Regions from separate parts of the Homo sapiens genome. Here all the other regions are linked to region 1. The links are chromatin loops, found by intact Hi-C in ENCODE. Cell type or tissue: endothelial cell of umbilical vein. All regions are shown on one strand. Region 1 has its middle 20 kb from the start of LINC02188. Region 2 has its middle 42 kb from the start of LINC02189. Region 3 overlaps FOXC2 (forkhead box C2). Region 4 has its middle 75 kb from the start of LINC02188.

The links. Hi-C counts contacts between places; a loop is a spot of excess contacts. Peaks named below come from ENCODE experiments on the same cell type or tissue, not always from the same donor. Only the 100,000 strongest peaks of a DNase experiment are listed, where the experiment ranks them.
Region 2: a loop joins it to region 1, with 6 times the contacts of the local background. A loop is called at or near these places in 10 of 110 quality-filtered maps.
Region 3: a loop joins it to region 1, with 5 times the contacts of the local background. A loop is called at or near these places in 27 of 110 quality-filtered maps.
Region 4: a loop joins it to region 1, with 3 times the contacts of the local background. A loop is called at or near these places in 4 of 110 quality-filtered maps.

What each region holds. Positions count from the first base shown.
Region 1 is chr16:86,739,172-86,744,171 of GRCh38, forward strand. No RefSeq gene overlaps it. Among named protein-coding and RNA genes, the nearest start is that of LINC02188, 20 kb to the left of the region's middle. RefSeq lists an enhancer at 3,116-3,862. In endothelial cell of umbilical vein, no CTCF peak of the experiment used is centred here; a DNase peak (open chromatin) is centred at 2,160; H3K4me3 peaks cover 681 bases; H3K27ac peaks cover 2,187 bases.
Region 2 is chr16:86,677,284-86,682,283 of GRCh38, forward strand. No RefSeq gene overlaps it. Among named protein-coding and RNA genes, the nearest start is that of LINC02189, 42 kb to the right of the region's middle. In endothelial cell of umbilical vein, no CTCF peak of the experiment used is centred here; DNase peaks (open chromatin) are centred at 3,018, 3,868 and 4,388; H3K27ac peaks cover 2,946 bases.
Region 3 is chr16:86,569,486-86,574,485 of GRCh38, forward strand. It overlaps FOXC2 (forkhead box C2), which reads left to right. Exons shown (of 1, transcript NM_005251.3): 1 at 1-243. Among named protein-coding and RNA genes, the nearest start is that of FOXC2-AS1, 4.2 kb to the left of the region's middle. RefSeq lists an enhancer at 856-1,357. In endothelial cell of umbilical vein, no CTCF peak of the experiment used is centred here; DNase peaks (open chromatin) are centred at 1,876, 2,106, 2,326 and 2,966; H3K4me3 peaks cover 2,947 bases; H3K27ac peaks cover 4,147 bases.
Region 4 is chr16:86,794,682-86,799,681 of GRCh38, forward strand. No RefSeq gene overlaps it. Among named protein-coding and RNA genes, the nearest start is that of LINC02188, 75 kb to the left of the region's middle. In endothelial cell of umbilical vein, no CTCF peak of the experiment used is centred here; DNase peaks (open chromatin) are centred at 2,230 and 4,170; H3K27ac peaks cover 1,186 bases.

The DNA of each region.
Region 1 (5,000 bases):
AATGAGTAGAATGGCCACGGAATTGTGTGCAAAGAATGAAGGAGCAAAACAGTCTTGGAGTCTTAGGAGCAAAACATCTGCATTACTAATATCCTCCCAAGTCCACCAAGCCTCAGCTAGGAACGGTTCCCCACTTGTGAAGTGTCTGATAAGTTCTAGTTTCCTTCCTTCCTTTCTTCCTTCCTTCCTTCCTCTCTCTCTTCTTTCTTTCTCTTTCTCTCTTTCTTTTCTTTCTCTTTACCTTTCTTTCTTTCCTTTCTTTCTATCTTTCTTCTCTCAATCTTTCTTTCTCTCTCTCTCTTTTTGACAGTCTCACTCTGTTGTTCAGGCTGGAGTACAGTGGCACAATCTCAGCTCACTGCAACCTCTGCGTCCCAGGTTCAAGCAATTCTCCTGCCTCAGCCTCCTGAGTAGCTGGGATTACAGGCTCTCGCCACTACATCCAGCTGATTTTTGTATTTTTAGTAGAGGTGGGGGTTTCCCCAAGTTGGCCAGGCTGGTCTCGAACTCCTGACCTCAGGTAATCCGCCCACCTCAGCCTCCCAAAGTGCTTGGATTACAAGCGTGGACCACCACACCTGGCTCATTGATTCATTTATTCATCTGATAGGTATTTATTGAACATAAAGTGCCACAGACCGGGTGGCTTAAATGACAGAGATTTATTTTCTAACAGTTCTGGAAGCCGGAAGTCTGAGATCAAGGTGCCGGCAGGACTGCTTCCTCCAAGCCCTCTCTTTTTGGCTTGTAAGAGCTGTCTTCTCTCTGTGTCCTCACAAGGTCGCCCTCCGTGCGTGTCTGTGTCCTCATCTCCTCTTATTACGGAGACACCAGTCCTACTGGATTAGCTCCCATGCTGGTGACCTCATTCTACCTTAATTACCTCCATAAATGCCCTATCTCCAAACACAGTCACATTATGACATCCTGGGGGTTGGACTTCGACGTGTGAGTTTGGGGGGATGCAACCCAGCCCACAATAAACAGCAAATACGATTAGAGCTTCTCACAGATACAAAGCCATTGTCGTGCAGCTCATGCCCTCCTCGGGGGAAGAAGCCAGTAAGTCACAGAGATCAGTAACGCAGGTGGGGACGAAGGTGTAGAGGAGAGCCAGGCACGGAGGCCTGTTGGAGTGCGGGTGCTTTGCAATTTTAGAAGCCGAGGTCTAGGGGAGGCCGGACTTGAAAGACGACGTCTGGGCCAAGTGCAGAGAAAGGTGGCGGATGAGCTGGAAGGAAGCCTGGGAGAAGGCACTTTGGGCGTAGGGTTTTGAGACACAGCTGTGTTTTGCCCGTGGCACGGGAGCTCTGGGGCCGGCATGGCCCGTGTGGCCTAGGTGGAGGTGGGAGGGGAGGCGGGAGAAGGGGTGCCCTCGAGATCTCGGGAGGCACTGGCCACGGAGAGCCCTCGGGCTGTTACTTCTACTATTGCCTTTTACCAGTTAAAAGCATCCTCCCATGCAAAGGCTTGAGAAGGATACAGTGGACTCTGGGGACTCGGTGGGGAAGGGTGGGAAGAGGGTGAGGGATAAATGACTACGAATTAGGTGCAGTGGATACTGCTCGGGTGATGGGTGCGCCAAAATCTCACAAATCACCACCAAAGAACTTACGTAATCAAACCCCACCTGTTCCCCAAAAACCAATGGAAATGAATTTTAAAAACAAAAACAAAAAGCATCTCCTCAACATTGTGTTCGAAGAGAGGCAGCTGCCAGGACCTCGCTGTTCCTCACCCTCGGAAGCCGTGCCTCTTCTCTGGGCCCTTGGTCTGGCATCCCCGGCCAGTGCAGCCCCTTCAACCGTGGGGTAGGTGGCGGGCGGAGGGGCCAGCCTGGCTGCCTGGCATCCCCATGGTTCCTGTAATAAATAACAAGCCTAACTGACAAATTTGCTGTTTTCTTATACGACTGCCACGCACACTACAAAGTGTGAGGCAAACCGCAAGTCATCGGCATCACAGCAAAACAAAAACACACACACAACAGAAGAAACCACGCTGGTGAGGTCAGCAGGGTAAGTTCTGCCTTGTAGGGTTTGCTGGGAAAAAAAAAAAAAAAAAACGTGGAGAAGGAGACGTGGGGGCGGGGAGGGCTGAGGTCAGAGCCAATATTGAAAGAAATCTATTTGTGGCTGTGGGAGGGATGGGGACGGCGGCAGGAATTTAAAGAGGCAGAAGTTCATTTCCTGTGATTTATGGGACTTTGCTGACTTTCACGCTCCGGTTCTAGGGACAGGGAGACCCTCCCTGCGGGAGCCGCTGCTAGAGGGAAAGGCAGCGTTGGATCGGATGCCGGCCCCAGCCTGGGAGACGTGCTTCCTCTGCAGCCTGTGATCAGGAGCGAAGTGTAGAGACCAGAATCGTTCAGAGGCAGGGCTGGTCCCTGTTGATTTATGACTCAGGCAAACAGTCCATTCATCCGTCAGCGGCTCCACTTCTATCCTCAGCTTACTGGAGGCAGAAGAATGTCCCCTGGAAGTGGTCTGAGCTGCTTCCTGTGGTGGCCCCATTCCTCCGGGTGGGGGATCCTATTTTTAGAGGGCCACCATTGCCATGAAGGTCCAGCCGGCTCATCGGCACCGTGCGGCATGGTGGGACGCAGTACTGAAATTCGAGGGGGAGCTAGGCATTCATAGCTGTTTCTTACAAACAAGAAAGGCACTGATTCTGAGGCTCCATTTCCTCCTCTGTAGGTGGAAGATAGAGGAGGCTATACAGGGAGGCTCAGCTGTGCCTGACACACAACAGAGATTCTCCAGGAACAGGACATGAATGAATACAAAATCAAATAGGTGATTTCCCTCTTCCTCCAGCAGACAAACCCAGAATAGCAAAGATCACTTCCATGCGCGTCCGTGTGAGGAGACCACACAACAGGCTTTGTGTGAGCAATAAAGCTGTTTATTTCACCTGGGTGCAGGTGGGCTGAGTCCGAAAAGAGTCAGCGAAGGGAGATAAGGGTGGGGCCGTTTTATAGGATTTGGGTAGGTAAAGGAAAATTACAAAGGGGGTTTGTTCTCTGGCGGGCAGGAGTCGGGGTCGCAAGATGCTCAGTGGGGGTGCTTTTGGAGCAAGGATGAGCCAGGAAAAGGACTTTCCCAAGGTAATGTCATCAGTTAAGGCAAGGACCGGCCATTTACACTTCTTTTGTGGTGGAATGTCATCAGTTAAGGTGGGGCAGGGCATATTCACTTCTTTTGTGATTCTTTAGTTACTTCAGGCCATCTGGGCGTATATATACGTGCAGGTCACAGGGGATGCGATGGCTTGGCTTGGGCTCAGAGGCCTGACATTCCTGCCTTCTTAATAAGACAAATAAAACAAAATAGTGTTGAAGTGTTGGGGCGGTGAAAATTTTTGGGGGGTGGTATGGAGAGAGAACGGGCGATGTTTCTCAGGGCTGCTTCAAGCAGGATTAGGGGCGGCGTGGGAACCTAGAGTGGGAGAGATTAAGCTGAAGGGAGGTCTTGTGGTAAGGGGTGATACTGTGGGGATGTTAGAAGAAACATTTGTCGTATAGAATGATTGGTGATGGCCTGGATACGGTTTTGGATGAATTGAGAAACTAAATGGAATAAGAGAAGGAGAAAAACAGGTATAAAAGGTCTAAGAATTGGGATGTCTCAGGACATCTGATTAGAGAGCGCCTAAGGAGATTCAGCATAGTCCTGCCAGCAAAGATTATTTATTTACTTCAAGAGTTAAGAGTGGCAGTTTGGGGATAGCACCAGGAGATATCAGCTGTGATGGCTTGAAGAAACAGTGTAAACCGGCAGTGTAAACAAGAGCAGGGCATGTATGAGTAGTTGAGAACGGTGAATAGGAGTATGGCTAGACAGAAGATAGTAGGGATGACAAGTTTTTTTGGGGCACAGTCTAAGTTGGTCTGGTGTCTGGAATGAGACTGGGGCCTAATAAAAAGGAGCGTCTATACAGGAGCTTAAATGGGCGGTACCCTGTAGCATTCCGAGGACAGGCCTGAATTCTGAGAAGGGAAAGTGGTAAAAGTATTGTCCAGTCCTTTTTAAGTTGGTGGCTGAGCTTGGTGAGGTGTGTTTTTAAAAGACCTTTAGTCCATTCTACTTTTCTTGAAGACGGAGGACCGTAAGGGATATAAAGGTTTCACTGAATACTAAGAGCCTGAAAAACTGCTTGGCTGATTTGACTAATAAAGGCTCATCTGTTGTCAGACTGTATTGAGGTGGGAAGGCTAAACTGAGGAATTATGTCTGACAGAATGGAAGAAATGACTGCGATGGCCTTCTCAGACCCTGTAGGAAAGGCCTCTACCTATCCAGTGAAAGCATCTCCCTAGACTAAGAGGTATTTTAGTTATCTGACTCAGGGCATGTTGAGTAAAGCTAATTTGCCAGTCCTGGGTGGGGCAAATCCTCGAGCTTGATGTGTAGGGAAGGGAGGGGGCCTGAATAATCCCTGAGGAGTAATAGAATAGCAGATGGAACACTGAGAAGTTATTTTCTTGAGGATAGATTTCCACGATGGAAAAGAAATGAGAGGTTCTAAGAGGCTGGCTAGTGGCTTGTACTATAGCATAACCTGCCTTTGCTGGTGTGTGGCGATTAGGCCTGGTGGAACCGCCATCAGTAAATCAAGCGTGATCAGGGTGAGGAACAGGAAGGAAGGAAATTTGGGGAAATGGGGTGAATGTCAGGTGGATCAGAGAGATACAGTCATGGGGGTCAGGTGTGGTATCAGGAATAATGTGGGAGGCCGGATTGAAGTCTGGGCCAGGAACAACGGTAATTGTGGGAGACTCAACAAAGAGTGAGTACAGCTGAAGGAGCCGGGGAGCAGAAAGTATACGTGTCAGGTATGAGGAAAAGAATAGATTTTGGAAGTTATGAGAACTGTAGAGAGTGAGTTGAGCATAGTTTGTGATTTTGAGGGCCTCTAAAAGTATTAAAGCAGCGGCAGCCGCTGCACGCAGACATGAGGGCTAGGCTAAAACAGTAAGGTCAAGTTGTTCGGACAGAAAG
Region 2 (5,000 bases), 62 kb before region 1:
AAGGCAAAAGGAACCCTATTAGTTTGTTTTCACACTGCTGATGAAGACATACCCAAGGTTGGGAAATTTACAAAAAAAAAAAAAAAAAAAAAGAGGTTTATTGGACTTACAGTTCCACATGGCTGGGGAGGCCCCACAATCATGGCGGAAGGCAAGGAGGAGCAAGTCACATCTTAGGTGGGTGGCAGCAGGCAAAGAGAGAGGGTTGTGTAGGGAAACTCCCCTTTATAATCAGTCATCAGGTCTCATTAGACTTAATTGTTATCACGAGAACAGCAGGGGAAAGACCTGCCTCCATCATTCAGTTGCCTCCCACCGGGTCCCCCCCACGACACATGGGAATTCAAGATGGGATTTGACCATCTTGATATGGTCAGCCAAACCATATCAGGAATGGAGTGAGTACAGGGACAACTGTGATCACTGGCGCTCACCCCCTGCCCCCCTCCCCTCTCCCCGCCATCCCCACACCATGAGGAGGCCCTCTGCACAAAGCATGTCTGCCCAGACTGTGCTCAACAAGACTTTCCTCCTGTTCTGCCTCCTGTCTGGTCTCTTTTGTCTCTGCCTTTTGCCAAGTTTTGTTCCACAGCCTTCCCAGCAAGGTGGGAGCTCCCCAGTTTCCTCCTCCTTCAGCAGAGAGTCCCTGTCTGCTGAAATGCACCCAGCCTATTTCTGTCACTGCCAGCACTGTCTCCTGTTCTGCTGGCGAACTCTGCTTACCTGCCTATCAAGGCCAGATGCCCCTCTCTGGAGCCCTCTGGATTCCTTTCCCTGAGCTGCTCTAACAAAGAACCCCAGACGGGGTGGCTTAAACAGCAGAAATGGATCCTCTCACAGTTCTGGGTGCCAGAAGTTTGAGAGCAAGGTGTTGGCAGGGTGGGTTCCTTTGGAGGCTGTCAGGAATGCTCTGCTCCTGGCCCCTCCCTCACCTTCCGGTGGCTGTGGAGAGCCTTTGGCCCTGTCTCTGCCTGCATCAAGTCACTTTCCCTCTAGGCATGCCTATCTCGTGCCCACATTCCCTCTTTCTTTTTTTTTTTTTTTTTTGTTGTTGTTGTTTGGTTTTTTTTTTAATTATACTTTAAGTTTTAGGGTACATGTGCACATTGTGCAGGTTAGTTACATATGTATACATGTGCCATGCTGGTGCACTGCACCCACTAACTCGTCATCTAGCATTAGGTATATCTCCCAATGCTATCCCTCCCCCCTACCCCCACCCCACCACAGTCCCCAGAGTGTGATATTCCCCTTCCTGTGTCCATGTGATCTCATTGTTCAATTCCCACCTATGAGTGAGAATATGCGGTGTTTGGTTTTTTGTTCTTGCGATAGTTTACTGAGAATGATGATTTCCAATCTCATCCATGTCCCTACAAAGGACATGAACTCATCATTTTTTATGGCTGCATAGTATTCCATGGTGTATATGTGCCACATTTTCTTAATCCAGTCTATCATTGTTGGACATTTGGGTTGGTTCCAAGTCTTTGCTATTGTGAATAATGCCGCAATAAACATACGTGTGCATGTGTCTTTGTAGCAGCATGATTTATAGTTCTTTGGGTAATGGGATGGCTGGGTCAAATGGTATTTCTAGTTCTAGATCCCTGAGGAATCGCCACACTGACTTCCACAATGGTTGAACTAGTTTACAGTCCCACCAACAGTGTAAAAGTGTTCCTATTTCTCCACATCCTCTCCAGCACTTGTTGTTTCCTGACTTTTTAATGATTGCCATTCTAACTGGTGTGAGATGGTATCTCATAGTGGTTTTGATTTGCATTTCTCTGATGGCCAGTGATGATGAGCATTTTTTCATGTGTTTTTTGGCTGCATAAATGTCTTCTTTTGAGAAGTGTCTGTTCATGTCCTTCGCCCACTTTTTGATGGGGTTGTTTGTTTTTTTCTTGTAAATTTGTTTGAGTTCATTGTAGATTCTGGATATTAGCCCTTTCAGGACATAGGCATGGGCAAGGACTTCATGTCTAAAACACCAAAAGCAATGGCAACAAAAGACAAAATTGACAAATGGGATCTAATTAAACTAAAGAGCTTCTGCACAGCAAAAGAAACTACCATCAGAGTGAACAGGTAACCTACTCATCTCACATTCCCTCTTTCTGAGGACACCAGTCAGAATGGATTAGGGCTCTAAGGACTTCATCTTCACTCATAACACCCGCAGCGACCTTATTTCCAAATGTAGTCACATTCTGCTGCTCTGGGGGTAGGACTTGAACACATGAGTTCTCAGGGGTGCAGTTCAGCCTGTAGCACCCTCTCTCCCATCATGGCCACTTCCCCTGAGTTTTCTGAGCGTTTTGTGCATTTCTCTTTGCTATGGTTGGGGTGTGTCTTCTCCTAACCTCAGGTTGAAATTTGATTCCCAGTGTTAGAGGTGGGGCCCAATAGGAGGTGTTTGGGTTATGGGGAGGGGCCCTCATGGACAGATGAATGGCCTCCCTCAGGGGTGAGTGAGTTCTCACTCTATTAGTTCCCATGAGAGCTGGTTGTTAAAAAGGCCTGGCACCTTCCCCCCATTCACTCGCCTCATCTCTCCCATGAGGTTGCTGCACACACAGCTCCCCTTCACCTTCTGCTATGACTGGAAGCAGCCTGAGGTCCTCACCAGAAGCAGATGCCCAATCTTGAACTTTCCAGCCACCAGAATTGTGAGCCAAATAAACCTTTTTTTCTTTATAAGTTACCCAGCCTCAGATATGACTTTATAGCAACAGAAAATAGACTAAGACACTCTTTCTGCACATTTGCCATAGATGTAAGCTGCAGGAAGATGAGGAGTTTTGTCTCTATTGTAGACTGCTTTATTCCTAGCACCCCAAAATAGTGCCTGCCACAGAGTAGGAGCTCAATTTACGTTTGTTGAATGACTGAGAGAACTGACTCTCAGGGCATCTACTAGACTGAGTGTCCCCGCCAGGGCAGGAACAGGGCAGCTTTATCAGTCCGGAGCCAGGCTTGGGGAAAACACTCAGTAAATGCTTGGGAAATTGAATCACTTTTTGGTCCAGCAGTGAAATTTCCTGTGACTCAGTAAATCACTTTAACTAATGAAGGAATAACAATCCCAGAGGAGCAGAAGTTTCAACTATGCAGATTATTTCTGAGATTTAAAAAGTGACTCTTCAAAGAAATAAGTCCCTGGAGGCTGTTGGCTCTCTATAAAGGCTGACTTTCCACTCTCTTAAGTAGCTCATTTTGGCCCCGAGACAAGATTCAGTTGGTGGTTTTTAATAAATAACGTTTTTGTATTACAAAAGTAAAATTTAGAAAATTTACAGAAGAAGGAATTACGAAAAAACAACTCATTAGCCACAGACAACCAGATAATTCGTAATATGCCATTGTATTAATATTTCTTTCTGGTCATTTTTGATATGTCTGTTTTTATGTGATGCTAAACAAATTCAAATGCAATTGCATTGCTGCTTCAGTGAAACAAACATCCATTTCTAAAACGTTCTCCAGTTTCCATGTAGCTTAAATGCTCCAGAGGCGGCTAGTTGGTGGGGGCTGGGGAGTCTAGATGCGTCTAGAGGGAGAGGGGACAGGACGGGCTCAGAGTGGGGGCCTGGGGTGGGAGGGACACATCCACTGAGAGGGACAAGGGGACAGCTCGTTCCGGGCAAGGTCGTTCTTGACTCCCAGGACCCAAATGCCCATGTGGACAGTGCTTTAGAGACCGAGTGCAAAAGGAGGACAAAGCTGGCCACCATAAACCCATTTCCTGGCCTCGGCTCCCAGTTCATCTGCAACTTGCACTTTTCCAATTACAAGCCCCTCTGCAGCCTGGGTGGGAAAGCGCACCGCTCCCACTGAGGGAGCAGGCTCCGAGCCGGCGGGGCTGGGGACGATGCCGCAGTGGGTATTTTGAAGGGGAAATGATACATCCCGATGGCCTGAATGCAGTGAGGCCGATTCGGCTTTGTGGTGGCCGCTGATGTCATTTCAGAGAAAGAGCTAAAGGGTTGTTTTGTTTTTCAGGCTGTCTCTGAAATTGTCTCTCTCTCTCTCCTTTTTTTTTTTAATAAAAAAACTTCTGATTTTATCTGAAAACGGATGTTCCAAACCCCAAACCACCAACCCGGGCTTGCTCGAAGGCCCCTTCCCTGGTCGGTGCTGGCGCCGGGTGCTGGGTGCAGACTGGGAAAGGCCGGGTCGCTTGGTTCAGTCCACCACAGAGCTCCCAAACCTCGTTCGTGCCGGCCTGTTGTGGGGCCCAGGAGCTGGGCAGAGGGCGGGAAGACCGGCGAGGGGCTGGCAGGGAGACGTCTGTGGAGGGGGTTCAGCTCGTAGAAGGCAGCCATCGTTATCCAAGAATGCCACTGCGTGTGCTCCAAAATTCTGTCTTCCGAGGGCGCGTGGGAGGCTCACCCTTGGCTGACACGCTGGGAACTCAGCGGATGATGTCGTCTGGGCTGGCACCCACAGTCCCGATAAACAGGAGAGAGGGAGGGAGAGATGGGAGAAGGGCCCGCCTCCTGCCCGATGGGGCACGAGGGGTTAACCGCAGGCCATCTCCAGCCTGGAAGTCCCCTGGACTCTCCTCTGATCCACCCAGTCCTCCAACTGGGGGGTGCGTATTCAGAAAGGACCCTCATTGCCCCTTTAGCACATTTCCGTTGCCCTCCAAGTCCTCACGCGTTGCTGTCTGCTGGTTGGGTAGACTGTGGTCGGCCACTAATTGGTAGGGAAACGTAATTCTGCATTGCCGGTTATCGAGGCCTTACTACGTGGCCAAGTTCAACACTGCTGGCTTTCTATGTGCCATCTCCGTTAATTCACACATCCACGGTGTGGCATGATCCATTTTCCAGATGAAGAAACTAAGACTCAGAGCTTCAGGTCACCCAGCCGGGAAGCAAGTGAGCTGGGATTCCAGCTGCCTCTGCTGGGCTTCTTTTTTCCCATTGCCTTCAGGGAAGGGTGACTGTCGTGGGTTAAATGTTTCCCCCCAAAAAGACTTGCTCACATCT
Region 3 (5,000 bases), 170 kb before region 1:
TTGTAGGTCTTTTACAAAACAAGAAAATAATTTATTTTTTTGTTGGTGGATAAAGAAGTCAAGTATCTGATACTTTTTATTTACAAAGTGTGATGGTTTTGTATAGTAGGTTCCACCCTGAGTATTCCTAAAAGAAAAAAAAAAAAAAAGCTTAAAAACTCTAACTTCATCTGTGTTTGTCTTACGTGGTCTTAATCGTTGTACTTACCTTAAAATAAACCCATGTTGTTTTTTCTGCCCAAAGTTTGGACAGTGTGTTTGTGTTGTTGCATTTTTTACAAACGAGGTGTGTTTGCAAACCCACCTGCTTTGATTATTTTTGTTACACAGGTGGGTATATGTGTAGACACATAAAAACGACCAGAGAATAGGAGCACACACCTGCTGTCTTGTTTAGTGACAGAAAAAGGCTTTTGATTAATTTTAAAATCCCACTCTAGGATTTTTTCTTTTCGAGAAACCGCCCAGTTGGAGGGGGCTGCCTGAAGGACCGGACCATGAGTTTGCCGTGATGCATTTTCTTAAATGCACAAAAACATGCTAATTGTCAAAACAAACAGTGCCACTCCATCTCAGTGTCCAGCCGTCCCCAGTTTAGGAGGTGAAGGAAGGGAAGAATAAACATTTCCCGTTTGCTAACTGCAACCCAGGGTGAGTCCTGCTTTCCCCCGATTTTATAAAATTTGAGCCTCTTTGCCTGCTTTAATAGTTTTCCAGAGAATTTGAACTGGGCCAATGAAGGTCTGAAGGGGACGGATTTTCTAGCGTTTGATATCCATCCCCCTTAGCGGCCAGATCAGAGGGGAATTTCAGACTTTATTACTTCTCAATGTCATGTCTAAATCTACACCCTCATCGCAGTGAAAAATTTTAAAACCTCATTACCCTTCAAAAATAATTTATGATATTTTTAGAGTTCTAAATTCAAGTTTTTCAATATGTTAAATAATAGAGATTATTTTTTGTTTTCAATGTTAATATCTCGTCTTTTACATTTTTAATAGTAACATAGTTTTTGTGAAATGTAGCTGACGAAATGGCTTTATTATCTATTTCAATGGCTGAAGTCCACCACTCCCCTGCTGGCCTCTATGTGTGAATTTGGGGACCAAAGCTTCATCAATTCCCACCCCAGCAGGTGAGCTGTACCTTGCTAATGCTGAAGTTCTTTGTGAGCTTAACGTTTCAAGACCAGATGATTTTGCTAAAGGTGATTTTGCTTGATGCAGTGGCGCTGAACGTAACCCGGGTGTTTTTCTTGTTGTTTTCAACATGGCACTTTATCTCCACGCTATGTTGAAATAGAATTAGGGGAAGCTTAAAGCATAATAATTTTCCCCACATGTGCAACACAGACTCTTTCAATCTGTGGCCCCAGAGGTGGCACACAGTTAAGACTTGGCGGCTGTCTCATTCTTTTTCATAATGTGCGGGTTCCCGGGTGTCCGGGTGCTAGACTTTCAGCAGGCCCCAGGCCAGACGGGCTTTGGTTGAGTGAACAGGAGGAGGAAGTTAAGGAGGTAGGGGTGGGGAGAGACCCTCTCCAAGCTGCAGAAGAAGGTGGCCCAAGCTCCTTGCCTGCGTCTGCCGTGATGGTTTCATTTTACTTCTGCTCGCTTCATGCTATTTGCCCCAGGAGAAGAGGAGAGTATTCCAGACGGTAAGCGAGCTGGCTTTTTCCCTTCCCTAGACGTTTTAAAGAAATCTTTCTGAAAGCTTGCCCTCATCGTAAGCTTTGAAACCGTTGGTGTCCTGTTAGTGGCGAGGCCTGAGAGACACACGGAAAATAAAGGAGAGCGACGGTGTGGCTGAGAGCCCCCAGCTCTGCTGTTGAAACTAAGCTGGGCTTTTGCACCTTTAGGAAGCCTTTTTAAAGAAGTCCTGCTGTGTGGGGGCCGGAAGCCCAAGTGAGTGGCCCTTGTGGAGGTTATCGGGAGGGGTTTTTTCCACTCCTTGGGGAACGTGGGCAACGGGGGGATTGTATCTGAAGCTTTATTCAGGTCTTCGGCGGCAGCAGAGTGGAGAACCAGGCCCTTAGTGTGTAGCGGCCTGGGGATTTTGGGACTCATCTGAGGGCCCTGTCACTCAAGGTTTCCTCGTTTCAGTGGGGACAGGGATAGGTGCGGTAAGTGCTAGAAGGCCGGTGGCCCCTTGTGCTGTGAGCTGGCTCAGAGCTCTGTGCAGCCCCTGTCTTCTGCAACCCCTGCGTCCTGCAGTGCCTGTGTGGACCTCAGGCCTGGGGGCTTAATGGCCTCTGGGGCATCTGTTGCTCTCCCAGCAGAGTGGGAAGATTCCACAGCACGTGCTGTGAATAGCCAACGTTCTCACCAACAGTTTTGCATCTTGGCAGCCACCCTGCTCGTCTGCTGCCCAGTGTACAAAAAGTACGTGCCCGGGGCATTGGCTATTCTTGATTCACTCATCTACCACCTTTTCCTGTTGCCTTCTGGTCCTCAGGAGGTTCTGGGCCTTTCAAGGAAAGGTGGAAGGAGGTTGAGGATGGTAGGGTCAGAGTGTCTGCCACAGGCTGCAGGGACTCTGGGCTGGGGCGGCTCTGCAGACCACGCAAATGCAGTTTGCACGAAGTCTGTCTGATAACCCTGTGCCTTCCTGACCCAGTAAGAAGATATCGCAGGGCTAATCACAAAGGTGTGGCAAATAAAATGAAAGTGCCCGAACACCATGGCAGAGACCTTCCCATTGATTTAACGCTGCGTCCCTGGCGGGTTTTGGCTGGGTGGCTTCTGACTCTAAGCACAGTCCGGTTATGACAGATATGGGCCACCCGGAGAGACCCCCATGGCCTCTGAGCATCCCGTACATTCTCAGCCCCAGAGAGGCTATAGCCAGAGTAGCCTCCTCGAATGGGCCATCTTGTGTAACCTCTGAGGCTCCACCCCAAGTTCACAGCTTTCAGGAAGAGGGACTGCCTGCATCCTGCTGGCCGTGCCCAGGCCTCTGGAAGGCTGGGCTTGGGTCTGTGGTCAAAAGGCCATCACTGCTCTGGAATAGGTGACCTATCCCTGAAGATGCAAATCTTGCTGTGACTTTTGTCCGGGAATTGCTGGAGCACTGGGCTAGGAATGAGAAGACCACATCTTTCTGTGTGAACAAACCACTTCCCCTGCCTGGCCTTGGTCTCTTTATCTGTAAAATGACCAGGTGGCCAGGGCTGCGCTGCGCTCCCCTTCTGGGCATAGCCAGGGCTGCTGCCATGGGGCCTCACTTATGCTGCTGACCCTCCTGCCACCAAGACATGAAGATCAGAAACCAGACGCAGAAGAAAACACAGGGTCCTGGGAACTTCTGCGCTTGGCTCATAAATCTTTCGGGGGTCCGTCCCCTTCTCTTTACCCAGTGACTGCATGGGGGTTGCTGCTGGCGCAGGGAGAGGCTTGTGAACAGAGCTCCCAGCTCACCGGTGAAAATGAACCCTGTGTGCTTGTGAAGGTCTCCTCACTCCTCCTCCCCACCCCCATCCAAAAAAGGGGGTGGGGGTGTTGGGCAAGGTTGGTTGATGGGAACTTATTGTTAACTGAAAACATGAGCTGGGTGGAGCTGGAGACACCAAGATAAGACACTCATTGAAGGGTGGGCAGAGCCACGTGTCTGGAGAAAGTGCTGGGGTCTCCGAGCCTGTGGTTGGCACCTTGGGAACGTGTGTTTGCCTGGGTCCCTGGCTGACTCTCTCAGTGGGATGAAGGTGGGTAAGTAGAGACCTGAGGTTTTATGCCTTAGGTGCCAGTAGGCTGAGGCTGGTTGGGGGTCTGGAGTCCAGTGCCTTTGTTCCAGGTGAGTGGGACAGGCCGGGTCAGAGCTACCCAGAGAGCCCGCCCCTTGCCTCCCAGTGAGCACTTCCTTGCAGCACATATTTGAAATGCTTTCCCAAACTTTGAGAAGCGTTCCCTGCCTGCCTCTTGCATGGCCTCAGCTCACGAAGACGTTTGAAATGTTTGCTTTTTGACATAGGCATGTAAGGAAGGGGGCGGACGGTTTCAGGGGAGATTGGAAGGCTGGCAGCCGCTCTTCAGGGACAGCCACTGGGTCTGGGAAGACACCACCCACCTGTAATTTGTGCCAGGCTTTCTCTTCCCTTTTCAACCTTCCTGCTGTAGAGCAAAAGCAGAGGGCTAGGTTTGTCTGAGTGTCAGCCTTGTGGGGACTTCATCCTGGGTGGTGGGTGTGTGAAGAGGGAAGGGGGCATGGTTGGTAAAGCTGCTGGCATCCCAGACCCATTTAGGGGATGGAGCTGGGAGGCTTCCACCCCCTTTGTGTCCTGAGGTGCAGCTTCATGCTCTGGAACCTCAGTCTATGCCCACCCAGGCTGCGAGGTCGTGGAGACCCTGGGCCTCACCTGTCTCAGCGGCCCTCTGGCCCTGGGTCTCCATCTGTCTTGTGTTATTTTCACAGGTGGCCTTCCTAGTGGAGTCCCTCTCTCTAAGGCTGAATCCATGTGCACCAACTCAGGCCCTTACTAAGATTCAGGTGACATCAGACAGATCACCTTAAGCACTCTGGGACAGTCTCTCGGCTGAAAACAGTCATAGCATTGAGAGGGTTATCTCCGGGATTCATGAACGTCACACAGGTTGGCAAGGTGCTTCCATAGTGTCGTGTTCATAGTAAACTGTCATGACCAGCCATTAAGGTTTACGTGGAACACAGAAGAGAAAAAGAGGAAGAGAAAGGAATCTTTGGTCTGAGTGACCTGCATTTATCATACCGTGCCATGCAGCCCCGGCAGGGAATGCCACTGTGTCTGGGAAGATGCCACTCACCTTTAATTCTGCCAGGCTTTTCCTTCCTTTTTCAACCTTCCTGCTCTACAGGGAAAGCAGAGGGTTGGGCTTTTCAAAAACGCAGTGAGAGCATGTGCACCAACTGCCTCTGTTTAGAGCCTTTCGATCATTTCTGGGAACAAGGTGTGCTATAAATAAGTGCATCATTTGGGAAGTCCCGCCCAGCTTTTGGGTCTCCTTCTGCATTTGCTGATTCAGTGG
Region 4 (5,000 bases), 56 kb after region 1:
GACTTTCCCTGCCCCCCACCTAAGCCTTTAAGCCTGAGTCAGAATGACTTTTGCTATTCTTCTCAAATCGGTCTCATTCTTCTGTCTCCACTTGTCTAACTACCTCTTACTCTACCGAAAGGCCTCTTAGTTCCTCTGAGTTAGGGTTTCCATTTCCTAATGTTTTTAAGTTCAGGACTTATTCTATGTCATGAAATGGATGTTACAAAGACAAAACAGGCCAGGCGCGGTGGCTTACGCCTGTAATCCCAGCACTTTGGGAGGCCGAGGCGGGCAGATCACCTGAGGTCAGGAGTTCGAGACCAGCCTGGCCAACATGGCAAAACCCTGTCTCTACTAAAAATACAAAAATTAGCCAGGCATGGTGGCGGTAGCCTGTAATCCCAGCTACTTGGGAGGCTGAGGCAGGAGAATTGCTTGAACCCAGGGGAGGAGGTTGCAGTGAGCTGAGATCGCACCATTGCACTCCAGCCTTGGGGATACAGCGAGACTCTGTCTCCAGGGGGGAAAAAAAAGGGGGGGGGAGGCAGGGGAGCAAAACAAATCTACTGTGGAGATTCTATGTCTGATATATGAGAAACAGAATACGCATCCTTTATCTCTGAATTCTTCAAGTAGGGACCAACTCCCATGCACTCTAGAAGTGAGTCCACGAAGTTTATATTCTTAATCATATTTGCAAACAAAAAGGTGCAGTATATTTTTGCTCAAAAAGGGTCCTCAGCAAATATTTGGTGAGTGAATAAACGAATGAATGAGTGAATTGCCAAGAACCCAGATTTGGGAGGCTGATAGACCTGGTTTGAATCCTGGTTATGTCACTTATTGAATGGGACACCTAAGGCAGTTTTCTTAATAACTCAGCCCCAGATAAGGAAGTACAACCTTAGAGGGTTGCAATGAAGGTGAAATTAGGTAATATTTGTAACGACTTAGCAGAGTACACAGCATAAAGAAAGCATCTAATTATACAAGCTGAAAACAACAAGCATTTAATGCTGTAGAATCAAATGGAGGTTGAGACCCCCAAAGGCATTGTTTGTTCAACTGTGGCGTTAAACAAAACACTTTTTTAACATAAAAAGTTTGCAGAGGTGTCCAATCTTTTGGCTTCCCTGGGCCACATTGGAAGAATTGTCTTGGGCCACATATAAAATACACTAACCATATCTGATGAGCTAAAAAAAAAAAAAATTGCAAAAAACGTCTCATAATGTTTTAAGAAAGTTTACGAATTTGTGTTGGACCACATTCAAAGCCATTCTGGGCCACGGATTGGATGAGTTTGGTTTAAAGACCTCCCCCTGATTTTTTTGCAAAAAATTTTAAAGGCCTTGCTCCTAGAGAGTACATTGTCTTCCAAGAAGTGAGAATCATTTCAGACAGTTTGGTATCAACAAAGTTTGAATAAGAATAATAATATCGTTATTATGCCAAAAGAATTATAGTACATATACAATTCTTCCACTTCCTTTTTTCATTAACTGTGTATTTCATTCATAATACACTGTCCACATTGATTTACAAAGATATCTCATTTAAAATGTGTTTCATATCATTTCACTGCATGAATATTTCTTGATGTTTTTGCCCAGTCCCCTATGAATGGACTTGGGGCTGTTTCTATGCTTTTTTTTTTTTTTTTTTTTGAGACGGAGTCTTGCTCTGTTGCCCAGGCTGGAGTGCAGTGGTGCTATCTCAGCTCACTGCAAGCTCCACCTCCTGGGTTAATGCCATTCTTCTGCCTCAGCTTCCAGAGTAGCTGGGACTACAAGCACCTGCCACCACGCCCGGCTAATTTGTTGTATTTTTAGTAAAGACAGGGTTTCACTGTGTTAGCCAGCATGGTCTCAATCTCCTGATCTCATGATCTGCCTGCCTCGGCCTTCCAAAGTGCTAGGATTACAGGCATGAGCCACCGTGCCCAGCCCCCTAGCTTATTTTTTAGTGGGTTAATTTCTAGGAATGAAATTTCTAGGTAAATTTGGTAAATGGAGAAATTGCATTTTGATAAAAAGTTCCAACTTGGCTTCTCCAAAAGATAGACCAGCCATGTTTGAAGGGGGTTTACTTCCCAAAATTCCAACCAACATGGAACATTCTGGTTCTTTTTAATTTTGGACAACCTGGCAGACAAAAGTAAGATCTCCTGTTTTGAACATGTGCCTGTATTTGATGACTAACAGTGCTGAAGCACACTTCATGTGAACGTTGGCCATTGCTGCCATGTTTTCATGAGATGTCTGATCACATCCTGCCTTTGTCTGTTTTCCTCTTCCAGTTGTTTATATTTCTGTACTGATACGTAGGTGTTTTGTTTTGTTTTGTTTTGTTTTGTTTGAGACAGAGTCTCGCTCTGTCACCCAGGCTGGAGTGCAGTGGAACGATCTTGGCTCACGGCAACCTCCACCTCCTGGGTTCAAGCAATTCTCCTGCCTCACCCTCCAGAGAAGCTGGGATTACAGGTGCCTACCATCATGCCTGGCTAATGCTTTGTGTTTTAATAAACACAGGGTTTCCCATGTTGGCCAGGCTGTTCTCGAACTCCCGACCTCAGGTGATCCACCCACCTTGGCCTCCCAAAGTGCTGGGATTACAGGCGTGAGCCACCGTGCCTGGCCGGTGTTATTTTATAATATGAATATTCATCATATGTTTGCCATATGTGTTGCAAATTTCTAAGTTATTGATTATCTTTTAATGTTTTATTACAAATCTTTATAAGATATTGTGTGTATTATTCTGTCCTATTTAACCTAGATCCCTGAAGATAACTGAATCTCTTATCGATGACCCATAACCTGTTCCCTTCTTTGTGTGCTGCTAAAATTTGTACAACTATTTGCCCTTTCGTTAAATGGCCTCTGATTGCCATACTTCTGAATACTTTATCTATTTTGTTATCTTGGTCCTTCTACCTTAGTGATGTGCTATTCACATGTATTCCCTGTTATTAATGGGTTAAAAATGGTAATATTCTTCCTTGATTTTCTAAATGTGCTTTTCTCGGTTGTCTACAGCTGGGGGATCAGACAGTCAAGTCTGCTAGGATTGTGTCTGAAGTGGGACTCACTAGGTCATGAATGAGATCCTTAGGTGCCCTCATTAAATACATGAAAGATTTTCAGAGTCATTTTGTATTTTCTTGCCAATTCTTGGCTCTCGTTCAGCTGGTTAAGTGTGCGTGATATTTTAAGCCCTGTTAAGTGAGGTATTACTATGTACCAAAGACTTACATAGAAGCAAGTGACTGTAGGCTTTTCAAGTGAATTAGTTGACTCTCAGATCTTAGATTTAATTTAGTCCACTCTCTCTATCTCCAGAATTTGAAACCATTCAACAATGTCCCCAGCTGTGTTGTCATCTACACTCTTTTTGAACAATTGCAGTCGTGGACAGATCAGCTCTCTAATCCGAGTATTGTACTTTGGACAGCTCTCATTATGACAAAACTGTGTTACTCTATGGAACGTGATTCCCCAGAAAATTCTCCCCGTAGTACTGGATCTACCTTCTCCTTGGCTTAGTTCTGCCACATGTCCTTTTCCCAATAAGCCCCATGACTGCTCTGTGGTCAGCACAGATGTCTCCAGGTAAGCCTGAATTCCCCCACCAAAAAAACACAAAAAAACCCTCCTCCACCCTAAGGATAAACACTGGATTTTCCAAGTCCCATAGAGAGTGTGGGGCTGGCTTTGGAGTCATTTAAGCTGCTCTGGGCTTAATAACGGTAGCCAGATCCAAAGAGCACCACACACCCAATGAGGTCATCACCATTCCAGTCCCACTGAGCCTTCCGCAGATGCTACAAGAAATCTGCCCACCAGGCAAGTCACATGTTCAATGTTAACCTGAGAGCTTCTGAATCTGAACGGGCCAGGGACTGAAGCTTCCTCCATTTTGGCTGCTGCTCTGGACACTAGCAATGGGCTTTCATCTCCTGAGGGCTCTGACTTGGCAGCATGTACCTACACCAGTGTCTCCAATGTCAATTCTTCCTTAACCCTCCATCAGGAAAAAGCACACACACAAAGCAGGTGTTTGTTTTCTTCAGTGATTTGTTCACTCAGAAATGAGAACTCTTGCCTGTGGGCCAAGATTTTCCTCTTAAGGAAGTGGTGACTCCACCTGACCTCACCCCCCCCCCAACCCCGAGAACCTCCTCTGGCTTCTATGGGGGTTGCCACTGGGAGTGGGTCCTGGACAGCCTAGGAAGAAAAGTGTCTGGATGATGTAATCCTCTGGCAAAGGAAAGCCTAGCTCAGCTCCTTGTAGGTGAACTGAGCCCTTGTGCCTGCCTGGCAGAGCAAGTCTAAGGAGGATGAAGCACACAGCATTGGTGATCTCAACAGCCACCCTCCCCATAGATTAAAAAATTGCTACCCATAACATATGGATACCTATAGCCTTGAGCAAGATTAGAAAGACCTTGTCCAGAGCTTCCTTTGTCCAGACGTTCAGTATTTTTTCATCTGTAAAATCAGTGAATTGGACCACAAGGTTTTGAAAGTGCCCTTTAACTCTAATATTCATCGACTTACTGGGTCCAAGTGGGTTATTTGGGGGAAGGGGCACCAAACTATGTCTACTCACCCTTCCTTTCCAAGACAGTCAATGAAGCACCTTTGCACACAATTGGCATTGATCATGCCAGGATGCCCAGCAGACCCTAAGGTGACTGTCTCAATTGTCATCGCTGCCATCATCATTCTCATCATTACCATCAGCATGATAACATGATCACCATGATAAAACGATCACCATGAGCATCACCATCCTGATCACTGTCATCACCATCCTCATCACCATCATCCTCACCATCATTACCACCATCACCACCACCACCATCATCACCATCATCCTCATCATCATTACCACCATCACCATCTTCATCACCATCATCATTACCACCATCACCACCACCATTATCACCATTCCTACCATCATCCTCCTCCTCCTCATCGTCATCATCAAGGTCACGAGCATTTTGGGATGTTTAG